7 separate regions of the Homo sapiens genome follow, and all the other regions are linked to region 3. The links are chromatin contacts, found by Hi-C or POLR2A ChIA-PET in ENCODE. All regions are on one chromosome and are shown on one strand. Each heading gives the region's core, a stretch centred on a gene start or an enhancer-like site at or near the end of the contact. The rest is flanking DNA. Distances are from core to core; before and after follow the strand shown.

Evidence for each region. A loop is a pair of places that touch in the nucleus more often than their neighbours do. ChIA-PET counts read pairs that join two places held with the same protein, here RNA polymerase II (POLR2A). Pooled maps may share reads with other maps.
Region 1: a loop to region 3 is called in a map of breast epithelium, with 8 times the contacts of the local background. The contact joins the promoter of CYB5D2 here to the promoter of MNT in region 3. A Hi-C loop is called at or near these places in 2 of 168 maps with a recorded cell type or tissue (CD4-positive, alpha-beta memory T cell and breast epithelium), 1 of 37 single-sample maps with no recorded cell type and 13 of 50 pooled maps. POLR2A ChIA-PET finds 5 or more read pairs at or near these places in 5 of 52 experiments (B cell, CD4-positive, alpha-beta T cell, Caco-2 and 2 more).
Region 2: a pooled map shows a loop between it and region 3 (5-fold over the local background). The contact joins the enhancer-like site here to the promoter of MNT in region 3. A Hi-C loop is called at or near these places in 2 of 50 pooled maps. POLR2A ChIA-PET finds 5 or more read pairs at or near these places in 2 of 52 experiments (MCF 10A and activated CD4-positive, alpha-beta T cell).
Region 4: a loop to region 3 is called in a pooled map, with 7 times the contacts of the local background. The contact joins the promoter of HASPIN here to the promoter of MNT in region 3. A Hi-C loop is called at or near these places in 3 of 37 single-sample maps with no recorded cell type and 6 of 50 pooled maps. POLR2A ChIA-PET finds 5 or more read pairs at or near these places in 3 of 52 experiments (PC-9, RWPE1 and WTC11).
Region 5: a loop to region 3 is called in a map with no recorded cell type, with 17 times the contacts of the local background. The contact joins the promoter of ABR-AS1 here to the promoter of MNT in region 3. A Hi-C loop is called at or near these places in 1 of 168 maps with a recorded cell type or tissue (B cell), 6 of 37 single-sample maps with no recorded cell type and 4 of 50 pooled maps.
Region 6: a loop to region 3 is called in a map of CD8-positive, alpha-beta T cell, with 25 times the contacts of the local background. The contact joins the promoter of CAMKK1 here to the promoter of MNT in region 3. A Hi-C loop is called at or near these places in 1 of 168 maps with a recorded cell type or tissue (CD8-positive, alpha-beta T cell) and 10 of 50 pooled maps. POLR2A ChIA-PET finds 5 or more read pairs at or near these places in 2 of 52 experiments (CD4-positive, alpha-beta T cell and HEK293).
Region 7: a loop to region 3 is called in a map of gastrocnemius medialis, with 5 times the contacts of the local background. The contact joins the promoter of UBE2G1 here to the promoter of MNT in region 3. A Hi-C loop is called at or near these places in 1 of 168 maps with a recorded cell type or tissue (gastrocnemius medialis), 1 of 37 single-sample maps with no recorded cell type and 12 of 50 pooled maps. POLR2A ChIA-PET finds 5 or more read pairs at or near these places in 1 of 52 experiments (naive thymus-derived CD4-positive, alpha-beta T cell).

The regions. Positions count from the first base shown.
Region 1 is chr17:4,141,783-4,144,482 of GRCh38, forward strand. CYB5D2 (cytochrome b5 domain containing 2) reads left to right here and starts at 1,415. Exons shown (of 4, transcript NM_144611.4): 1 at 1,415-2,223. The coding sequence starts at 1,974. It overlaps ZZEF1 (zinc finger ZZ-type and EF-hand domain containing 1), which reads right to left and starts at 1,248. Exons shown (of 55, transcript NM_015113.4): 1 at 760-1,248. The coding sequence starts at 1,113. RefSeq lists a silencer at 974-1,143 and enhancers at 1,009-1,560, 1,224-1,533, 1,561-2,113, 1,684-2,263.
Region 2 is chr17:4,072,831-4,075,530 of GRCh38, forward strand. ZZEF1 (zinc finger ZZ-type and EF-hand domain containing 1) reads right to left here. Exons shown (of 55, transcript NM_015113.4): 22 at 2,433-2,599; 23 at 2,267-2,348; 24 at 1,320-1,521. Among named protein-coding and RNA genes, the nearest start is that of ZZEF1, 69 kb to the right of the region's middle. Within about 2 kb of position 1,446, at least 8 of the 41 ENCODE cell types and tissues checked have a DNase peak (open chromatin) inside an H3K27ac peak, as active enhancers do.
Region 3 is chr17:2,399,306-2,402,354 of GRCh38, forward strand. MNT (MAX network transcriptional repressor) reads right to left here and starts at 1,755. Exons shown (of 6, transcript NM_020310.3): 1 at 1,335-1,755. The coding sequence starts at 1,407. RefSeq lists enhancers at 1-439, 440-1,010, 2,301-2,350, 2,722-3,049 and silencers at 231-720, 1,241-1,300, 1,451-1,530, 1,721-2,030, 2,681-3,000.
Region 4 is chr17:3,722,365-3,725,366 of GRCh38, forward strand. It overlaps HASPIN (histone H3 associated protein kinase), which reads left to right and starts at 1,539. Exons shown (of 1, transcript NM_031965.2): 1 at 1,539-3,002. The coding sequence starts at 1,572. ITGAE (integrin subunit alpha E) reads right to left here. Exons shown (of 31, transcript NM_002208.5): 27 at 1,324-1,380; 28 at 924-1,019. It also overlaps a transcript of P2RX5 not described here. RefSeq lists a silencer at 1,440-1,599 and an enhancer at 1,469-2,224.
Region 5 is chr17:1,180,054-1,182,964 of GRCh38, forward strand. It overlaps ABR-AS1 (ABR antisense RNA 1), which reads left to right and starts at 1,574. Exons shown (of 3, transcript NR_187271.1): 1 at 1,574-1,875; 2 at 2,214-2,258. It also overlaps a transcript of ABR not described here. RefSeq lists an enhancer at 1-735.
Region 6 is chr17:3,891,622-3,894,656 of GRCh38, forward strand. CAMKK1 (calcium/calmodulin dependent protein kinase kinase 1) reads right to left here and starts at 1,432. Exons shown (of 16, transcript NM_032294.3): 1 at 1,318-1,432. RefSeq lists silencers at 739-988, 1,129-1,308, 1,339-1,878.
Region 7 is chr17:4,365,298-4,368,131 of GRCh38, forward strand. It overlaps UBE2G1 (ubiquitin conjugating enzyme E2 G1), which reads right to left and starts at 1,378. Exons shown (of 6, transcript NM_003342.5): 1 at 974-1,378. The coding sequence starts at 1,019. RefSeq lists silencers at 19-798, 849-1,548 and enhancers at 711-1,397, 1,217-1,511.

The DNA of each region.
Region 1 (2,700 bases), core at 165-2,664, 1.7 Mb after region 3:
CCTGGATCAGTCTTCTTAACTCGAAGTGAAGCGCCCAGTAAATAAACTCCCAAAATGCCTTCCAAGGAAAATATTTTGTTGCCAAATCAATTTGCTCTCTTAATGACTTAGCAGACATGATCTTGGTGATTATATGAAGAACTGCATAATTACAAGTATTCACAGGAAACCTGGTATTTGCCTATCAGTTTCGGATCCTATGAAGGTTTAAATGAGTCTAATATATGGTTCTTTAAGGATCTACAAACCAGTATGTATTTTAGAAAAGCTAGTTTTTGCATGAGGAGGATAGGTTTTAGAATGTGAGCCTTTCCAGCATGTTACTACTGTCTTTCCACACTTATTCGGCGCCCACACTGAATTGGGAAGGTGCTGTGTAAAAACCTGGACAGGACAATACAAAAAATGGTTCTCAGCGCCACTCCTCCTATCCTTACATCTCTTTTCTCTCCAAACTGTTCGAGAATCTGATAGAAGATCTCCAGAGTAGCGTCAATCAACTGCACAAAGGTCTGCATTACAACATACAGAGAGAGACATATGGGCTTGTCCAGCTCTTCAGAGCAAGGACGGCCTGATGCAGACTTTCCAGACCTCTAACATAGGTTAAAGAGAAACGAAGCAAACGCCTGGTGAAAAGCTGGAAACACCTCATATGGGTCCCCGCCTGGCCTCTCCAAAGCAAATGCCCACCTCTTCCTTCAGTCCCCTGGGGGCGACCGCCCTGCCCCATCCCCGCAGTCGCCTGCCGGCCCTGACCTCCTCGAACTGCTCGCTAGAGCAGCCGGCGCCGCGAGCCTCCAGCAGCTCCCGGAACTGCTCCAGAGTGACAGACTCTTCGCCGCGGCCCAGCCGCTCTTCCAGCCAGCGAAACAACGCGCCGCGATGCCTCGACACCAGCGACTCGCAGGGGGGTGTGGGCAGCAACGCTGCAGCAGCCTCTCGCAGCCTGGCCGGCTCCAGCAGCGCCGCGGCGGGTGGTAGCGCTGGAGCCGCGACGCCCGGGCCGGGGGTCGTGCCCGAGACCGCGGCCCAGTCCTGGTGTGGGCCCCAGCCCTCGCCACCGGCAGCTGCCGCTTCGTCTTCACTGCTGTGACTCGGAGCGTTCCCCATGGGGTCTCCGTCTTGGGCGCCTGGCTCTGCAGCCGCCGCCGCCGCCTCCCCGCCTCGACCTGTCAACCTCCGACAGCAGCTGGCGGGCGGGGACGCGGAGGAGACGACGGCGGCCCCTGCGGCTTCCGGCTTCCTGGCCGTCAAGCGACGACCGCTGTCGCAAAGGCGCCGTCACGTAGATAGGCGGCCTCTACCAACTCACGACAGCTAGGCGGGGAGCGCCGCCTCAAAGGGTGCAACCTTGATTTCCCAGAGGACGAGTCTGTCTCAGTATCTACGTCATTCCGTAGCCTCCGCTGCCGCCATCTTTGTTGGGGCTGACAACCTGCAAGCCAAGAAGTACGAGAAGGGCCAGGCGCGGTGGCTCACGCCTGTAATCCCAGCACTTTGGGAGGCCGAGACGGGTGGATCACCTGAGGTCAGGAGTTCGAGACCAGCCTGACCAACGTGGTGAAACCCTGTCTCTACTAAATACAAAATATTAGCCGGACGTGGGGGCGCGTGCCTGTAATCCCAGCTACTTGGGAGGCTGAGGCAGGAGAATCGCTTGAACCCGGGAGGCGGAGGTTGCAGTGAGCCGAGATTCCGCCAGTGCACTCCAGCCTGGACAACAAGAGCTAAAACTCTGTCTCAGAAAAAAAAAAAAAAAGTACCTGGAAAAAGTCGCAGACAGCGAGCTTTTCGCCAGTGCCAGGAATACAGATAAAACGAGAGAGACTAAGGGAGGGAGCGCGAGCACTAGCGCGCGAGAGAGAGAGCGAGAGCGCGCGCGCCGATGACGTCACGCTCGGCGTCTCGGCCATCTTAGCTGTAGATAGAGGCGGCAACCTCGGAAGTGCGGAGCGGGTGGGCCTATATAGATGTTGAGGTGCGGAGGCCGTGGGCTTTTGTTGGGCCTGGCTGTAGCCGCAGCAGCGGTAATGGCAGCACGGCTTATGGGCTGGTGGGGTCCCCGCGCTGGCTTTCGCCTTTTCATACCGGAGGAGCTGTCTCGCTACCGCGGCGGCCCAGGGGACCCGGGCCTGTACTTGGCGTTGCTCGGCCGTGTCTACGATGTGTCCTCCGGCCGGAGGCACTACGAGCCTGGGTCCCACTATAGCGGCTTCGCAGGTATCAGCGAGGCTGCTCACGCCTTTCTCTCCGCTGGCGCGAGCCAGTAGCCACCTGCGCGTCGTTCGTTGGTTCATTATTCATCTATTTCCCCCCCCATCCCCACCCCACATCCATCAAACCCGTGCGGTGGGCGGGACGAGCTGCATGCACTATCCTTCTAGGCTCTCTGGCTCTGGCGGGACTGTGGGCCAGCTCTGTCATCCACCACCGCCCTGCGTGACTTACATTGGAGAAACATGTCTTCTGTCTCTTGTTACCCATTACCCAGCGTCGGAAGCCCTAGGATACGGGCTGTGTGCCGGACTTTTGTGGGGGCTCTTAGGGCACAGATAAACGAGATCCCGCCCCGCCCCTACCCTCACAGTTTCCTTAATAATTCCAACCATCTCTTCATTATGCCCTGGTCCCAAATAATCTTTCTTCCCCCCACCCCTAAGCATAGTGTTTTCAAGGTTCATCCATGGTTTATGAGCA
Region 2 (2,700 bases), core at 196-2,695, 1.7 Mb after region 3:
AAGGTTAAAAAAAACCATGGATACTATTAAAACTTAGAGAAAGTTTACCCACATACCAGAATGTAATTGTGATACTTTGTAAACACATACCACAGATTAAGCTAAACCACCAAGTCCTGAAATACTGCTGCTCTGTGGAACAACTTCAGTTACAAGGTACCTTGGAAATGACTAATCTGTTTATAGTAAGCTGAAAATAGGATATGAACCATTTCTGGCATATAACACGAGGCCATTCAGGAACATTTAATTATGGAAAAACATTCACAATTTGTAAACTTAATTCTGTAGCAAATAATAAATATCCAGCATAGATGTGTTTAGAATAGGCAAAGAGAAAAGAATAGGTGGAAATAAAAATGCTAATAGCTATTTCTTTCTTTCTTGGAGAAATATTAAAAAAATCAGTTACTTCTGAGTGTTAGGATTAAGGATGATTCTATTTTCCTTTGTTTTTTTCCACTATGTAATTTTTCTATATTTTACTTCTAAAACTGGAAAAACTCAAGAAATGATCAAGAAATAAAATACAGTAGAAAGTTTTATTCTGTAATTCTTGTTCCCTGGAAGAATTAAATAAACAATTATACTGAACACATCTTTTTCCTTTTGTTTTAAGAGACAAGAGTCTCTCTCTGTTACCCAGACTGGAGTGCAGCAGTATGATCACAGCTCACTGCATGCAGCCTCTAACTCCTGGGCTCAAGTGATCCTCCTGCCTCAGCCTCCCAAGTAGCTGAGACAAAAGGCATATGCCACCACACCTGGCTAATTTTTACATTTTTTTTGGTAAAGATAGGGATCTCACTATGCTGCCCAGGCTGGTTTCAAACTCCTGGGATCAAGAAATCCTCCCACCTTGGCCTCCTAAAGTGCTGGGATTACCAGCATGAGCCACCTTGCTCAGCCCTGAATGAATCACTTTAAAACAAAATCCATAGTCACATATCTACATATATTTACATAAATATTCACATATTTAAAGGATATGCAATCAACTTATTCTATACTCCTGCCTTTTGGTTGGACTATACCTACACCTACTTGCAAAAAAATGACAATGTTGCCAAAAAAAAAAGCTGTTATCCTCCATAGACAGAGAACCCATGGCAGCCTTCCTGCTATGTTCCAAAGTCTAAGGCAAAAAGCTTCGTGACAATGGTATTGAGTGGACACTTTATTCTTTCGGTTTAAAGGAAACTGAAAAGGCGTATTATTAACCCCCTGCCATTACGTGGAAACGACCTACAAGAGGGCAAGCGCGCATCTTGCACTTCACCGTGGTTGTAAGAAGGGAAAGCACAGGGATGTGCACTTACGGCGCACAGACTTGAGCGCCATGCACTGGGAAGCCAGGCGTCCCATCAGCCGGGAGACGAGGAGCTGTAAATCCAGCCCCCAAGACACGGCAACATCGGGCAGCCCACAGGCAGTGACAGTGAATTTGTAGCCCCATTCGTTGTGACTGCTGTCAGAGTGAAAGAGGAACTGCAACCGAGGACCGGCCTTGAAGGTCACTTTCTAGAGACAAACAGAAATCATGTGGTCAGACAGATTAGAGGAGGAGTGCTTCAGAAATCAGCATGCTCTTCATGACGAGAAACATCTCAGTTTAAAATTGATCTCTATTTCCACATGTCCAAAATGACTAACGGAGAAATGTACAAAGGGGTGACGGAAACAGACCATTCACAGCCACACCCCATGAAGAAGGAGAGTTGGCAGAATACTGCTGCTCAGCTTTCTACACCTGGGGTGACCATCTGTCCACTACCGACTCAGCCAGTGGTCACATTTCCATGCCTCTGCTCCTGCCAAGACCACTGACCATGGAGAGAAGGTCAACAGTCTGAGGCAGTACTAAACCTCCAGCCCAAGAGCTCAAGCAGCTCTAACTGTGAGGCAGACTCTTGGCTTCCATCACATGGTCTGGGCCATCCTCCTAGACCCACCAGCACTTCTTGCTAAGGATGAAGGCTCTTCATTTACTCTAGACAACGCTGTCTGCTGCAACTACTCAACTCTGCCACTGCAGTGCCAAAGCAGCTATAAATGATAAACAGGCATGGCTGTGTTCCAAAAAAATTTGTTTACAAAACAGGTGACAGACTATAGCTGGTCAAACTCTGATATAAATCCTTCCTTTCACAAACGTGTAACATAAATGCCTCCCTTCAAAGACCTTACCTCTACTGCCCCCTGAAGGCTGACAAAAGGAAAAGCATTGGTGCAGAAGTAGGTACCTCTTTCTGGGACTATCACTCACCTTGGGCCATTTATCAGTGCCAACTTTTGTGTCATAGCGTGTTTTCCGACCTCTAGCGTCGGTAAATTCCAGATAATCATACCTGTGAAGGCATAACCTCTATTAGCTTCCTTCTCTCATTGCTGACCTATTAGCGCTTGGGGGTGAAAGAATATAGAAGTCTTACCTTTTTTCAGTTTCACACCTGTCATCGAATTCCACTTCAAAATAGGTTGCCCCTGGGCTAACAAAGACGGATACCTCATGGCAATTATTTTCATAGTTGTGGGCAGATTCCTTCGTCCACGTATGTAACACCACAGGCTGTTCCTGTTGCCAGGTCTCAACATCCAGCTATGATAACAAATGAGCCAGGGGAAAGAAAGGTTCTATCACTAGACACCTAGCCACATGCAGCAGACTGTTTCTCTATCAGTGCTCCAGGCAGATGGCCT
Region 3 (3,049 bases), core at 505-3,004:
CAGGGCGCGTGAAGATAGGAGTCATTAGTCTCTTCCCTTTCGAGGGAGCGCCGAAGTTTGCCCTTTCTCATCCTGGCTCATTCCAGCGTGGCCCCGGCTGATGCCAGGGGGCATAGTTGGAACGTTTTGGGGGTCAGTGGAAAAATGTGAGCTCTAAATGTCTCGTCGCCCTGCGATTCTGAGGGTTTCCCTTGCCTCGGGATCAAACACAGGAGGTTAGGGGCCAGAGCCGACAGGTGAGCTCGGCTCCTCCCTCGCAGGGCAAAGGCTCTCCCTGGGAGGTGCCCAGAGGCCGGGGCCCGGGCCCAGGCCCAACCCAGCGCAAGGCCCCTTGCCAGCCCCGCCCAGGCCCCGCCCCCGGCCGAGCGCGAGGCGGTGAGGAGGGGCCGGGCCGCGCCGTCCCCAGCAGGAGTGTCCCCGGTGCACGTGGTCGGGGGCGGAGCCCGTCCACGTCACCACCCGGTGTAACCAACGGGCTCGGAACGCAGGCACACGCAACATTCCAGGCGAGAGCGGGTTTGGAACGCGCAGACACGCCACATTCCACACTGGCTAAAGCGGGGCGCAGCGAGGGGGGCCCGGGGGCTGACCCCCAGCGACCCGCGGGCCATTTCGCAAACGCCCAATTAGCCCGGCTTTCACCCAAACCCCGGACGCGCAGCCCAGCCCAGCTCTGGGAGGCGGGGTCAGGCGGGGCTGGCCAGGATCATAAGACACGCGATGTCATTTCATTCTGCAAAGGCCGCCTCCGCCCCAAGCGGCGCGTAGATCTGCCGGGAGCGCCCCCCGCACCCTCCCCACGGGGCCAGGGAAGCCGAAGAGCTGCTCCGCGTAGAGTAGTCCCCACCCCCACTCCGTTACACACACGCCCACTCGTGTGCTATACACACGCCCGTGTACACGTCCGTTCATCTGCTCTTCCCGAGGCTCACATCACACATCCCCCGTGCACACACGCACGCACACGCGAGCCTGCCACCCCCACGCAACACCATTCCTCACCCCACCCCCCGGCTCACACATCCTCAGTGCCACCGAGGGCTCCGCTGGCCCACGCAAAAGCAGCCCACCACAGAAGGGGCACAGGGGTGCCACGCAGCCGGGGTGGCGCCCGCAGGAGCCAGGTCCCTCGCAGCATGTTAATGAATTCATTAATTAATTTCACTGCCCACATCACCCCTCCCCAGGCGGCGGCTCTCGCGGGGAGCCGTGCGCTGCCAGGCTCCGCAGGCCGCCCGGGAGGGGGCCCTGTCCGCGGTTTCGCGTGGGTTCGGGGACCGGGGTCACTCGCTTCCCCTTCCCCAGTGCCCCAGGGGCCCAGCCCGGCCGCTCACCACGTGCTCTCTGTTGTTGCTGCGCTTGCCATTCCAGGAAGCGGGCCGCCTCCAGTAGCGTCTCTATGCTCATCGCGCCGAGAGCTGCCGGGGGCGCGCCGGGGCCGAGGCTGCGGCCCGCGAGCCGGGCACAGGTCAGGCTGGCGGGCAGGCAGGAGGGAGGGATCACCTCCGGGGGGCGACAGGGCTGGGCGGCGCAGCGCACTCCGCAGGGAAGAACGGGGGAGCACGGGGAGAAAAATCAATGTCTCTCAAAATATTTGCAAAATATAAAATTGCAAATTTAAAAAAATGGGATGCAAAAAAAAAAAAAAGGCGGCACTGCCTCCCTTCTTCCCCTCCCTCTCTACCTCCCTTCCGATGCCTCCCGCCCCGCGGCCCCCGGGAGTCCCGCCGACAAGAAAGGGCTTTGCAACAAGATGGCGAGGAGGCACCGACACACACAACAAGGGAAGGAGCCGCGCTGCCCCCGGCCGCCGCCCCCGCTACTACACCGGGGCCACAGCCAAAGCCCGGACCGGAGCCCCCGCCCGCAGGGCCGCGGCGTCTCGCGAAGGGAGGGGCGGGTCCTGCGCTGCTGGCCCCGCCCCCCGGATCCGGCGCGCGCACACGTGGCCCGGGCAGGGAGGGAGAGGTCCGAGCGGGGTGTGCGCGCCGCGGTTCCGCTTTCCTGCTGGCCCCGCCCCGGCTGCAAGCCACAAGTTGGGCCGGGGCGGTGCGTTTGGGTCGTTCACGACGAAATCTGTCCTGCTGGAGGGAGGGTAGGGTGAACAATTCAAGATTTAACAGAGTTCCAACCAGGATATTCCGGGTCAGGGAAACCTTGGGAATGGCAGAGACTGGCCTGACCCTGGGTCTCCACGCTCCACCCACTCGCGACCTAAATCCCGCAATCGCCGGGCTGTCGCAATTCCCCCGGGATCCGCCCCTGGGCGGAGCTGCCGGCGACTGGAGACTGTCAAGAGAACCAGCGGAGGGAGCGGAGCGGCAGTCCGGCTCCGCGTTTTGTCTCCGTTCCTCCCCCCGCAGTGCGTTCGCATCCTATTAGGGGACGTCACCGGGCCGCGAGCCAATGGGCGGGCAGGACAACACGGCATGGAGCAGCTCCACATGGACACCCCGCGCCGCCAGCCTTCGGTTTAAAGGGCCAGTGTCTGCAGGTCACATTCGCGGGTGCGGATGGGGCCACTGGGCGAACCCAGGGTGGGATGCCGTAAGGGGAATCCCGCAGTCGTGCCCTGGCCTCTCCATTCCTTTTCACCACCTTCCATTTAAAACCAGGCCTTTATCTTTCCTTCCCCTGAACTCCAGTCTTTGTCCACGCGTATTCGATGTGGGTGGAGATACGGACTGTGCCACCCCATGGGCCACCCTTTCCTCTGGGGCCGGGGCCAGGGCGGGGAACACGAAGCGCCCGCAGCCCAGACCGGGGGGCGTGGCCCAAATCGGGAACAACAACGTGGAGGGCGGAAGCCCGGCCCTCCCCGCGCCTGGCGACCGGCGGTGGGCGGGGCGCGGGGGCGGGGTCCGCTGCGGCCGGCTGGAACCGCGCTCCCCAGAGGGAGGGACCCCCCGTCGCCCGCCCGCCCGCCCGCGTCTTCCGGGCTCGAGTGTTTAGGGGAGCTCGGGTGCAATCGGAGAGTTAGCTCTTTGAGGCCGGCTGCCCTTAAATCCTCTCACTTCACACATAAGGAAACTGAGGCCGTGACGGCCAA
Region 4 (3,002 bases), core at 289-2,788, 1.3 Mb after region 3:
CAGCTACTCGGGAGGCTGAGGCAGGAGAATCACTTGAACCCGGGAGGCGGAGGTTGCAGTGAGTAGAGATCGTGCCACTGCACTCCAGCCCGGGTGACAGAGCAAGACTCCATCTAAAAAAAAAAAAAAAAAAAAGAAAAGAACACCTGAGCTAAATTTAAGAAGAAACCACCTACGTCAGGACCTAGAGGAAGAGCAGTGTCAAGCAAAGGAACAGCAAGTACAAAGTCTTGTGGCCAGAATAATGCTGTACTGGCGAGCTAGAAGAATAGGACAGAATAACCCGATTATAAAAGGGGCAGTGGGAGAGAAAGGCGAGTACTAGGAGATGAAGTTGAAGAATTAAGCAGAGACCAGATCAAGTACTGCCTTGCTCTGGCCATGAAAAAAGTATGGATTTTAGTCTAAGTGTGCTCAAGCATCAGTTTTGTTTGTTTGTTATTTTTAATAAGCAGGGGAATGGCACAATCTAATGTCTGCTCTTAGAAGACGGATAGCTGTTACGTGGGAATTATTTGTAAAGAATGTGGGAAAAGCAGAGGCAAGAAAGGCAGGCCGAAGGTTATTGCAACAGCCCTGGCAAGAAAGGGTAGCTTGAATTACAACGGCAGTGGAAATGGAGAGAAGTGAATGGGTTTAGGATATATTTTGGCCCTGAAATGGCAGGGCTTGCTGCTGGAATAGACGTGGGGATGTAGGAAAGAGGAGTCACAGGTAATCCCTCGAGTTCCTTGTACTGTAACTGGAGTATATCTCCCTCCTGAGGGTAGCTAAGGAACGGGTTGGGACAGAGGGTTGGTTTTTTGCACCAAAAGATCTATTTTGGACATGGACATGTTATGCAAAGATGCTATTATCTCTTCTAGGGGCGATGCCCGTGAGCAACTGGATAATCAAATCTGGAGCATTTCAGTCTCAAACACCTCCTCAGAGTGATCCCAGGAGATCTCTGCAGCCACGGTGACATTTTCTTTATCTGAAGCGATGACACAGCTCACTGAATGCCATTCTTCCACATGCTGGAAAAGCGAGGTCTAGTGAACACAATTCCTTTCCGTGCGGAAAGTCTGAAATCTTTTTAACACTTCGGACACAGAGCATCGTAAGGTCCCAGAATAGAGGGTGTGAGCAATTTCAGCGCTCACCTCGGCCCAAGCGAAGCTCCAGCGGGAGCAATTGAGACCCAGGGACGAAGCTAGGGAGGGCCTGGCAGCCCCCGGCACTGGCCGGCAGGGGTAACCCAGGAAAAACAGTCTCCTGGCCTCTCGTTACCCGCTTCAGGCCCTCCGCCCTCCCCTGGCCTCTCGGGACGGCCGCGCTTACCTGAACCGAACTGTACGCACAAGCGCGCTCCTGACTCCAGGTGCACACCGTGGAGGCCTGAAACGAGAGCCATGACCGCGACGCGCTGAACAAACCAAGCCGCCAGTTTTCCGTCCCGTCCCGGCCCCGGCCCTGGCGAGGTGCGCATGCGCAGGGCCGGGAGCTAGGACCCCGCGGCAGGCGGGCGCGTCCGCGTCGCACGGAAGTCTCGCGATGTTTGCGTTTGAACCTCTTGGCGGGTGCCGGCCATGGCGGCTTCGCTCCCGGGACCTGGGAGCCGGCTTTTCCGCACATATGGGGCTGCGGACGGCAGGAGACAGCGGCGGCCGGGCCGGGAAGCCGCGCAGTGGTTCCCGCCGCAGGACCGGAGGCGTTTCTTCAACAGCAGCGGCAGCAGCGACGCCAGCATCGGCGACCCCTCGCAGTCCGACGATCCTGACGATCCCGACGACCCCGACTTCCCCGGCAGCCCGGTGAGGCGGCGGCGGAGGCGTCCCGGCGGCCGAGTGCCCAAGGACCGGCCCAGCCTGACCGTGACCCCAAAGCGCTGGAAGCTGCGAGCTCGCCCAAGCCTAACCGTGACCCCAAGACGCCTGGGGCTGCGAGCTCGGCCCCCGCAGAAGTGCAGCACACCCTGCGGCCCGCTCCGACTTCCGCCCTTCCCCAGCCGCGACTCCGGCCGCCTCAGCCCGGACCTCAGCGTGTGCGGCCAGCCCAGGGACGGCGACGAGCTGGGCATCAGTGCCTCCCTGTTCAGCTCTCTGGCCTCGCCCTGCCCCGGGTCCCCAACGCCAAGGGACAGTGTCATCTCGATCGGCACCTCCGCCTGTCTGGTTGCAGCCTCAGCCGTCCCGAGCGGCCTCCACCTCCCAGAAGTCTCCCTGGACCGAGCATCTCTCCCCTGCTCCCAGGAGGAAGCGACAGGAGGAGCCAAGGACACCAGGATGGTCCACCAAACCCGCGCCAGCCTCAGGTCAGTTCTCTTTGGCCTTATGAACTCAGGAACCCCTGAGGATTCTGAGTTTCGGGCAGATGGGAAGAATATGAGAGAGTCCTGCTGTAAAAGGAAACTGGTGGTGGGAAATGGACCAGAGGGTCCAGGTCTGTCAAGCACAGGCAAGAGGAGGGCCACAGGCCAGGACTCTTGTCAAGAGAGAGGGCTTCAAGAGGCCGTCCGGAGAGAGCATCAGGAGGCCAGTGTTCCCAAGGGCCGCATTGTGCCAAGGGGAATAGACAGGCTGGAGAGAACTAGATCAAGCCGGAAGAGCAAACATCAGGAGGCAACGGAAACCTCTCTCCTCCATTCCCACCGCTTTAAAAAGGGCCAAAAGCTGGGAAAAGATTCGTTCCCCACCCAGGACCTGACTCCTTTACAGAATGTCTGCTTTTGGACCAAAACCAGGGCTTCCTTCAGTTTCCACAAGAAGAAAATTGTGACTGATGTGTCAGAGGTCTGCAGCATCTATACCACTGCCACTTCTCTCTCTGGATCCCTCCTATCAGAATGTTCAAACCGGCCTGTCATGAACAGAACAAGTGGTGCTCCGTCCTCTTGGCACTCCTCCTCTATGTATTTGCTAAGCCCCTTAAACACTCTAAGTATTTCAAACAAAAAGGCATCTGATGCTGAAAAGGTTTATGGGGAATGCAGTCAGAAGGGTCCTGTCCCCTTTAGCCAT
Region 5 (2,911 bases), core at 324-2,823, 1.2 Mb before region 3:
GTGCGGGGGCGGGGCGGGGAGGGACCAATCGGCTCGAGGCTCCGCCCTCCGCAGGACGCCCCCGGCCGGGCTAAGGGGGCAGCGGGGCTCCGGCGCTGGGCGAGGAGGGGCCGCGGGGGTCTCGGGGGGTCTCCAGGCGGCGGCGCAGACCCAGGTCCCCCTCGTCCCCCCCGCGCCGGGCTCAGCAGGATCCTGGCGATCCGCAAACCAGGTGCCGTGGGGGGCCCGGGAGCCCACAGGGGTGACATCACCTCCCGCCCGGGATCTCCAAGCGCGGCTTCGCGGGCGGGAGCGGCGGCCGGGCCCCTCCCCAGCCAGACCCGCTGCGGGACCCACGGGGTGAACGTCCTGCGCGCCGCGGGACGCGCCTCTCTCCTCCCGAACCTTCCCCCGCTCGTCCCTTTCCACACCCCTGACCTCTGAGCGCGGCCGTTCCCGCCACACATGGAGGGGGGCGGGTGGAGACCCGGGAGGACCGAAGTCACGGGGGCTGTGGGGCCAGGACAGTCCCACATGTGCCCCTCCTGGGCGGAGGACAAACTGGAGCCAGGAGAAGCCCCAAGGGCTCCACGCGTTCCCCTCCAGGACCCCTCCTGGGGACCCCGAGCCGCGGCCTGGAAAGCCCATCGTGTTTGCATCATCACCTAGAAATGGTGGGAAGTCGGGTCAAGAGGCCTGAGAAATGACCGTTTAGAGACGAAATTCCCTCTAAGGAAGACCCCCTCGCCCAAGGGCAGTGAAGAGATTGGGGGCCCCATGCCTGTCTCCTGTGGGCTGATTCTGTGGGAGCCATGGCAGCTTCCCCACAGACCTCTTTGGGCCAAGCGACCCTGGAGCAGGGAAGGACAGGAGGGGAGTCAGGCCAGGGGGGTCCAGGGCAGTGGGGCTGAAGCCCCTTCCTGAACCCAGGGAAAGGGAAGCAGTGGGGCCCACCCAGGGGGCCCGGTACCCCAGATAGTGACATTTCAGATACCGGAGCTGTCTCCACCCCACCCCATCCCCAGGCAGCTTAAGGGGAAAACTTCTGGGAGCCCAGCCCTACAGAGGCCTACCAGGAAGGTTAAGTCAGCCTGGCCTTTGCCGGGGGCAGTGTGGTCGGCACCCGCAGAACGCTGGAGGGGTGTGGGGGTCGGTCCTCATCACTCCAAACAGACACACACACATCTAGTTCTTAAGGGGAGAAGCAGCTCCTCCCCCAGGATGCTGAGAGGAAGCCCCATAAGCTGCTTGGGCAGAGGCCTCTGCAGCTGCCCCAGGGGAGATGGGGGTCACCCACTCATCACAGGCTGGGGAGCCCCTGGGAGACGCACAGGATGATGCTCTGGGTGGGGAAGCCTCTACAGGTGGCTGCAGCAGAAGTGGTTTTCAATATTATTAGCCCGTCCCTGCGTCCCCAGGGCTCCCTCCGCCCCAATCCTCCTGGCTCAGGCACCAGCGCTGTCTCTTGCCGCCCCTCCCTGCAGCTGTCACCCTCCCACCGTCCCTGACTAGCACACAGGATTGGGAGGGCCAAGCAGGCACCTGGAGCTTGGCAGGGAGGGGGCGTGCATCTCCAATGAGACGCTCCAGAAATAGAGCTTCGGCATGGGAAGGGAACGAGCAGGCTCTCGGAGGACCGCGAGGCCGGAGGAGCCATGAGGGGCCAAGGGCATCTCTTCTTCCCACCTGGAACTCTCGGAAGACAGCCCAGGGGAAAGGTGGAAACGGGCGTGAGCTGCCGCCACCAGGAGCCACCAGCCCAGGAGGCAGCAGCACCGTCCCCTCCTCAAAACAACAACAAGCAAGAACGCTCGGGCCCTCTCCCCACACTGTGGGGTTTTCCTGATGGCCACATCCGGCGCTGACTGTGAGGGAGCTATGGATGTATGCTTCTGCGTGAGTCACATACATTTGCGTACATTTTACATTTTTATCTACAAAGGCTTGAACAAGCTATTTTCAGCATCCTCCAAGCTAAAATGTGGCAGTTGCTTTCCTTCGCGTTGCCATAGTTTGCTTTTTTCTGTCTACATTCTGTCCAATCCTGGCACTCTCGGACCCTCCACTCCACAACACGATAGAGGGTAGAGGGAGAGACAAATCTTGAGGGCTCTACAGAGGAAACTTCTGATAACGAACACAGAACACCGACTGTGTGCCCGGCTTAGCGTTTCGTTCACTAGCGTGATCTCACCGTGAATGTCACTGTTATCTCTGTTTTCTCCATTTTCCAGGTCAGAAAACCGAGGCCCTGAGCAGCTGAGTAACCCACTCAGAGGGTAAGTGAGGGCTGGGACTTGAACCCTGGCACTCTGTTCATGCTCTTTTTCTGTTTGTTTGTTTGTTTGTTTTTGAGACAGAGTCTCGCTCTGTCGCCCAGGCTGGAGTGCAGTGGCACAATCTCGGCTCACTGCAAGCTCCGCCTCCCGGGTTCACGCCATTCTCTTGCCTCAGCCTCCCGAGTAGCTGGGACTACAGGCACGTGCCACCACGCCTGGCTAATTTTTGTATTTTTAGTAGAGACGGGGTTTCACCTTGTTAGCCAGGATGATCTTGATCTCCTGACCTCGTGATCCGCCCGCCTCGGCCTCCCAAAGTGCTGGGATTACAGGCGTGAGCCACCGCGCCCGGCCTGTTCATGCTCTTAAACACCACGCATACTGCCTCCACGGCCAGCTAACTGGTGATCACCGGGTGCTGAAGGTCCTGAGAAATCTCTGCGGGTCCATGGGGTTAGAGACCACCCTCTGGGAAACCCTGTCAACCCTCTTCCATCTCCAGACGTCTGTCTCAGACAACGTGTCTCAGGAAAGGGCAGTCACTTCGAGATTCCCTTGATGCCTTTGTTGGATGGCTTCCAGTAGATGTTAACACCACGGCCAGATGCTAACCTTGGCCACAGAGACAAGTGTGTGAGCCTTTGAGCACCACA
Region 6 (3,035 bases), core at 182-2,681, 1.5 Mb after region 3:
CTGATAGCAAGAGGAGTTACATCTGGAGAGAAAGCCCCCTCACTCATTGTGCTGGCCTCAGGGATGGCTTCCTAGAGGAGGTGGCACCTGAGCTCTCTTCTGAGCACTGAGCAGGATTTCAGGATGAGGCGAGGATGGAAGTTTGCACTGTGCATATAGGAGAGTCATTTCCTGGCTGGGACTCCGGGCTTGGTTTGGGGGTGGGGAGAGCTTGGTGGACAGAGCCCAGGAGGCCCCCAAAGCCAGGGGGAGGTTGTGAGCAGGGGAGTGCCTCGGTTAGGTGAGGTTTAAAACGACTCCCATGGCTGCTGTGAGGACTGACGGTGGGAGACCGAGGAAGAGGCGAAGGGTCCCCAGAGTGTGTGCGCCTGGGACGCAGTGGGGGGTCAATTTGTATGTACTGGAGGAAAGAGGGCAGGGCTTGGGGAGGCCAGCGCCACTTCCCTGGGATCCTCCAGCGCGCACAGGCTGTGTGCCCCTCCCACACTCCTGTGCCCGCCCTGCGGACACCACCAAGGCCCGGTCCTGTGGCCTGTGACACAGCCTTCTCTGCACAGCCCTGCAACGCCAAGACTTGAGCACACCCCCTCCCCTGACAGGCACACGCCCGTGTCCGCGTGACCCGCCCTCACACACCACTCCATCCTGTCCTGCACCCCCCACGCAGACACAGGCACACTCCCGCGTCCACGTGACACACGCACACCCGCCTCCAAACAGCACACGCAGGTCCCTGCGCACGTGGACACCCCCCCAGCCACCAGCCCTGCGCCTCCCGGGCCCCGAAGCCGCAGCGCCCGCCTCTGCCGCCCCCTCTCGCCCCAGCCAAGGCAGGACCCTGCGCAGCCTGAGCCGCGCGCCGCCGCCGCCCCATTCATCTCCCACCCCGCCCCCGGCTCCTGCAGGAAGACGCTCCGGCGGGCCGTGGGAGGAGCGCTCCGCGGAGAACCGCACGTGGGTGCCCCGGGCCGGGCCCACTCCGCACAGACGTGGCCTCCACCAGGAGCCGGGCGCGGGGGACAGTGCACCGGGGATGGATGCGGTCCGCAGACAGAAGCGGGGAAGAACGCAGACGGCGGGGCACCCGCGGCGATGCGGTCCCGGCGGCCGGCGCAGACCCGAGCAGACTCCGCGAGGCACCCCGCAGACCCGGCCCCGCAGACAGAAGGGGAAGGATCCCCGCCCTGACCAGATCCCAGCTCCCTCGTAGACGCGGCCTGGCAGACCCCCCCCGCCTCTCCCTTGCAGGCTCGGGGCAGGTGTTAAGGCGTTCGTCCTCCTGCTCCTCGCCCGCGTCCCCGCCCCGCCGATCCCTACCTGGGCGCCGGGCGACAGTGTCCGCGGCCCGGCGGGCGGCCCCACTCGCTCCTGCTGCGCGCCCCGCCCCGCCCCGCCCCGCCCCACCGCCTCGCTGGGGCCCAGATCGCCGAGCTCAGCCCGCGGGCGCCGCGGCTCCGGGCAGCGCTCGCTGCCCCGCCCACCGCCGCGCCCGGCCGGCGCTCATTGGTCGGAGCGAACGGCCCCGCCAGCGCCGCCCAATCGGAGCCCGGGACTCCCGCCCCCTCCTGGACTAAGGGACCGCGGTGGGCGGCGCGGTAGGGGCCCTCCCTCCCCTGCGGCGGGGCCGACCTCGCCACGCCCCCGGCGTCCTGGGGTCCCCGAAGTCCCTCCCGGCCGCGGCGTGGGCCCTTCTCCTGGGCCTGCAGGGGACCGTGCTTCCCCGCCAAACCCTTTGCGCCCCCATCCCGGCCTGCAGGAGCCAGAGCGCCCCTCCCTCCCGGGCGAGGCGCGGTGCGTGCGAGGGAGGGGCGAGGCCCGGGGAGGAAGGCCTTGAATGGCAGGCCCAGGAGTGTAGCTTCTGCGGGGCGGGGGCAGAGAGGCCGAGAGGTGGCTTAGCACAGAGTGAAGTGCTTGCTCGGTGAGCCGGCGACAGGAATGGCCTAGCGAGGGCCGAGGGAGTAGAGGGAACTCAGCAGGACAGTGAGGTGACCTTCGCTGTGGCTGTTCCTGGGGACTCTGCCGCCACCTCTTCCCCTAACGCCTCCGCGTGTGAATCCTCTGGCACCACCACTTGCCCCATATCCTTCCCCCAAATCTAACCTCCTGCGTCCCTGTCTCGAAGTGGAGCCAGGAGCCTGGGAGTCACCTGCTGCCTCCCTGTTTCCTGCTCCAACCAGTCCATCTCCAGGCCCTGCCATACTGCCTCTTAACTATCCCTGGAATCGGCCCACTCCTCTCCACCCCACTTCCCCTCCCTTAGCTCAGGCTACCACCATCTTGTCCCTGATTGCTGCAGCAGCCTCCTCCCTGGCCTCCAGCCCCATCCAGTCTCACCTCCTACTAGCCTTTCTCTCCCTGGCACCCAGAGCAAGTTTTCAGGAACACAAGTCCACCGAGAGGCATTTTCTATGGCTCACCGTGAGAATAGGTCTAATCAAGCCCTGTATAGCCTTACTCCCAGCCACCTGCCTGTTTAACGCCTACTCGTCTTTCAGGGTTCAATTCAATCCTACTTCTGCCTGGAAACCTTCTCCATGACCTCCCCACTTCCAGCATGGGTTAGTGGCCCCACCCAGGTACTTCCTTGTACCTGGCATCTGTTTACCTGCTGGTTCCTCATTGGGACTGGGAGCTCCTGGATGGCAAGCACTGTGCCTGATTCGTCCAGCACACAGCCTGTCGCATGGCACAGGTGCTCAGTGGATGTTGTTGAATGAATAATTCCAGCAACTTGAGTGTGGCTTTTGACCTCATGGTTCAGGATACCAGCTAGAGCTCCAGCAATCACATAACGCATTCCAGGCAGTGGAGTGGAGAAAAGGATGAAGAAGAGGGCAGAGGGTCTGCACCAGCTCTCTTTTCAGGAAAGTTCCCAGAAGTTGCCACGTGGCACTTTCACATACACCGCTTGAGCTTACTTAACATGACCAGACCCAGCTGCAAGAGAAAGCTGGGAAATGCAGCTTCCATTCTGGGCAGCCACATGCCCAACCAAGAACCAAGGACTGAATTGCTACCGGGAGAACAGATATCCG
Region 7 (2,834 bases), core at 128-2,627, 2.0 Mb after region 3:
TGAAGCCACCAACCCGCCTCCCCCCTTCCACTCCGCACACGGACGTCTCCACTGCGCATGCTCCGCGCACACAGTCCTAGCAGAGTAGGAGCCAACCCCCTAAAAAGTCAACCTGGAAGCCGCAAACGGCCGGAGGCCGGGACAATGGGGGAGGGGGGCCGCAGGCTCCTCGGGGAGGCCGACCCGGCCGCCGCCCCGGGCCAGAGCCTGCGGGCGCAGCTCCGGGGTTTGCAGGCCTGCGCAGCAGCCGGAATCGCGGCGAGCACAAAGCCCGGAGCCGGCCAGCGAGCGGCTCTCCCCGCGGCCCGCTCCTACCCTCCCCCAGCCGGGCGGCGCAGCCGGAGCCCGTGCCAGGCGGAGGCAGGCGAGGCGGCGATCCGCACTCCGCCAGGGTCTCCGGCACCCTCGCGCCCGCGTGGAGGCCGCCGAGGCCAGCGCTTTTGTTGTCGGCCCCAACTCCGCGGACCCAGCGCCGCCCGGGGAGAAGTTTTGTGCGCCTCACCTATCCCGCCAGGGCCGGTCCCTTCCGCCCGCCCTCAGACACCGAGCCGGGGACTCGCAGCCGCACTGGGTCCGGACGCTCCAGCCGGCCCCGAAGGTCCGGCGGCCCCGGCAGCACCTGAACCCGGGACCCGCCCCTCCAAGCTGGCGGCCCCGGCCTGGGGACCCGCACACAGCCCCTCCCCCGCAACGTCCTACAGAACGGTGGGGGAGGGGACCTCCTCCTCTCCGACCCCCCGGGCGCCAGGCCCAGTCCCTGGGCCGGAGCTGGGTCGCGTCCCCGCCCCCAGTGCCCTCCAAGAGCCGGGCGAGAACGGCTGGGCCCGGCCGGGACCGGAGCCTCGAGGTCCCCACCCTCGCAGGCCCGGGCCCCTTCGGCAGTACGGCCGCTGGCCCGGGAGGAGAAGAGGGACTGGGCTGCGGCTGTCCGCGATCGCGGCCGGGCCCGGCGCCCCGCCGCCCGCCTGCTCACCTGCCAGCTGTCTTCGCAGTAGCAGTGCCGACTGCAGCTCCGTCATCCTCCCTGCCGAGGGCCCGGGCTGGCGCCGGGGCTTCCGAAGGGCTGGGGACAGGCTCTGGGGGCGGCTGGAGCGGGGTGTGCCGAGGAACCCGGGCCCCGCGACCGGAGCGCCGGAGCCGAGGAAGGCCGGGCTGAGGCGGCGGGAGCGGCGCCTCGCTGCCGGTGCGAGTCCGCTCGCTTCAGCTCTTTTCACAGCGACTCACGCCCGGAAGGGGAGGGTGCCCGGGCTGCCGCGGCGCGCACTGGGACTTCGCTCGCCCGCTTCCCTCCTTCAACCCGCCCGTCGGCCCCACCGGTGCCTTCCCCCGCCACTGCCTCACTGCGCGCAGGGCCGCTCGGCGCAGGCGCGCTGAGACTGCCGACTTGGGAAGCGTCCCGCCCGCTAGCCCGACCCCTCGGCCTCCCGCCCCGCCCCCGGCGGCGGAACCCCGCCCCTTGAGCGCAGTTGTCCCGTCCGCCGCCATTTTGGGAAGGTCGACGCCCGGCTGCCAGCCCAAGCCTCCGCTGGTAGACGCCCCGCGGACGCCATGACAAAGAGGTCGCAGAGGGTCAAATACAGCCTCTGGATTGAAGCAGTGGATATAGGAGCGAAGAGGCCAGAAGAAGTGGTAGATGTCTAGTCCTTGGCGAGCGCCCAAAAGCCATCTAACACTGCCACATGGTGTGCGAAGTAGGAATTGTTAGAAAGCCGAAGTTAGTACTGGTGTGCCCCATTTTAACCAAACATCAAAATAGAGGCAATATATGATGATAACTCACTTTACATGAAGAGTGCACAAAAAAAGCCACCGCGTCCGGCCCTATTATTATTGAGCCACCGAGACCGGCCCTGTTATTATTATCATTTATGGACGGCAATTCTCTCTGTCGCCCAGGCTGGAGTGCAGTGATCATAGCTCACTGCAGCTTGGAACTCCTGGGCTTAAGGGATCCTCCCATCTGAGTCTCCTTAGTATCTGGGATTACAGGTACACACCACCATGCCCTGCTATTTTTTTATTTGCTTTATAGAGATCGGGGGGTTTGACGGGGCGCGGTGGCTCATGCTTGTAATCCCAGCACTTTGAGAGGCCGAGGTGGGCAGATCACCTGAGGTCACGAGTTCGAGACCATCCTGGCCAACATGGTGAAACCTGGTCTCTACTAAAAATACAAAAATTAGCCCAGCCTGGTGGCAGGCGCCTGTACTCCCAGCTACCAGGGAGGCTGAGAAAGGAGAATTGCTTGAACCTAGGAGGCAGAGATTGCAGTGAGCCGAGATGGTGCCACTGCACTCCAGCATGGCCGACAGAGAGAGACTCCGTCTCACAAAAAAAAAAAAAAAGGAGGGGGGGGCCAGAGGTCTCTCTGTGTTGCCCAGGCTGGTCTCAAACTCCTGGGTTCAAGCAGTCCTTCCAACTCGGCCTCCCAAAGTGTTAGCATTACAAGTGTGAACCACTGCCCCCTATCAAATAGACCAAAGGGACCATTTTGATATTTCACTTTACCAAATCAAGGAAATTTACTTCTATTCCTAGTTTCTTTCTTTTTTATTTTATTTATTTATTTATTTATTTTTTGAGACAGCCTTGTTCTGTCGCCCAGGCTGGAGTGCAGTGGCGTGATCTTGGCCCACTGCAACCTCTGCCTCTCAGGTTCCCGAGTTAAAGCAATTCTCCTGCCTCAGACTCCTGAGTAGCTGGGACTACAGGCGCACGCCTCCAGGCCAGGCTAATTTTCTTTCGTATTTTAGTAGAGATGGGGTTTTACCATGTTGCCCAGGCTGGTCTCGAACTCCTGAACTCAGGCAATCCGCCTGCCTCAGCCTCCCAAA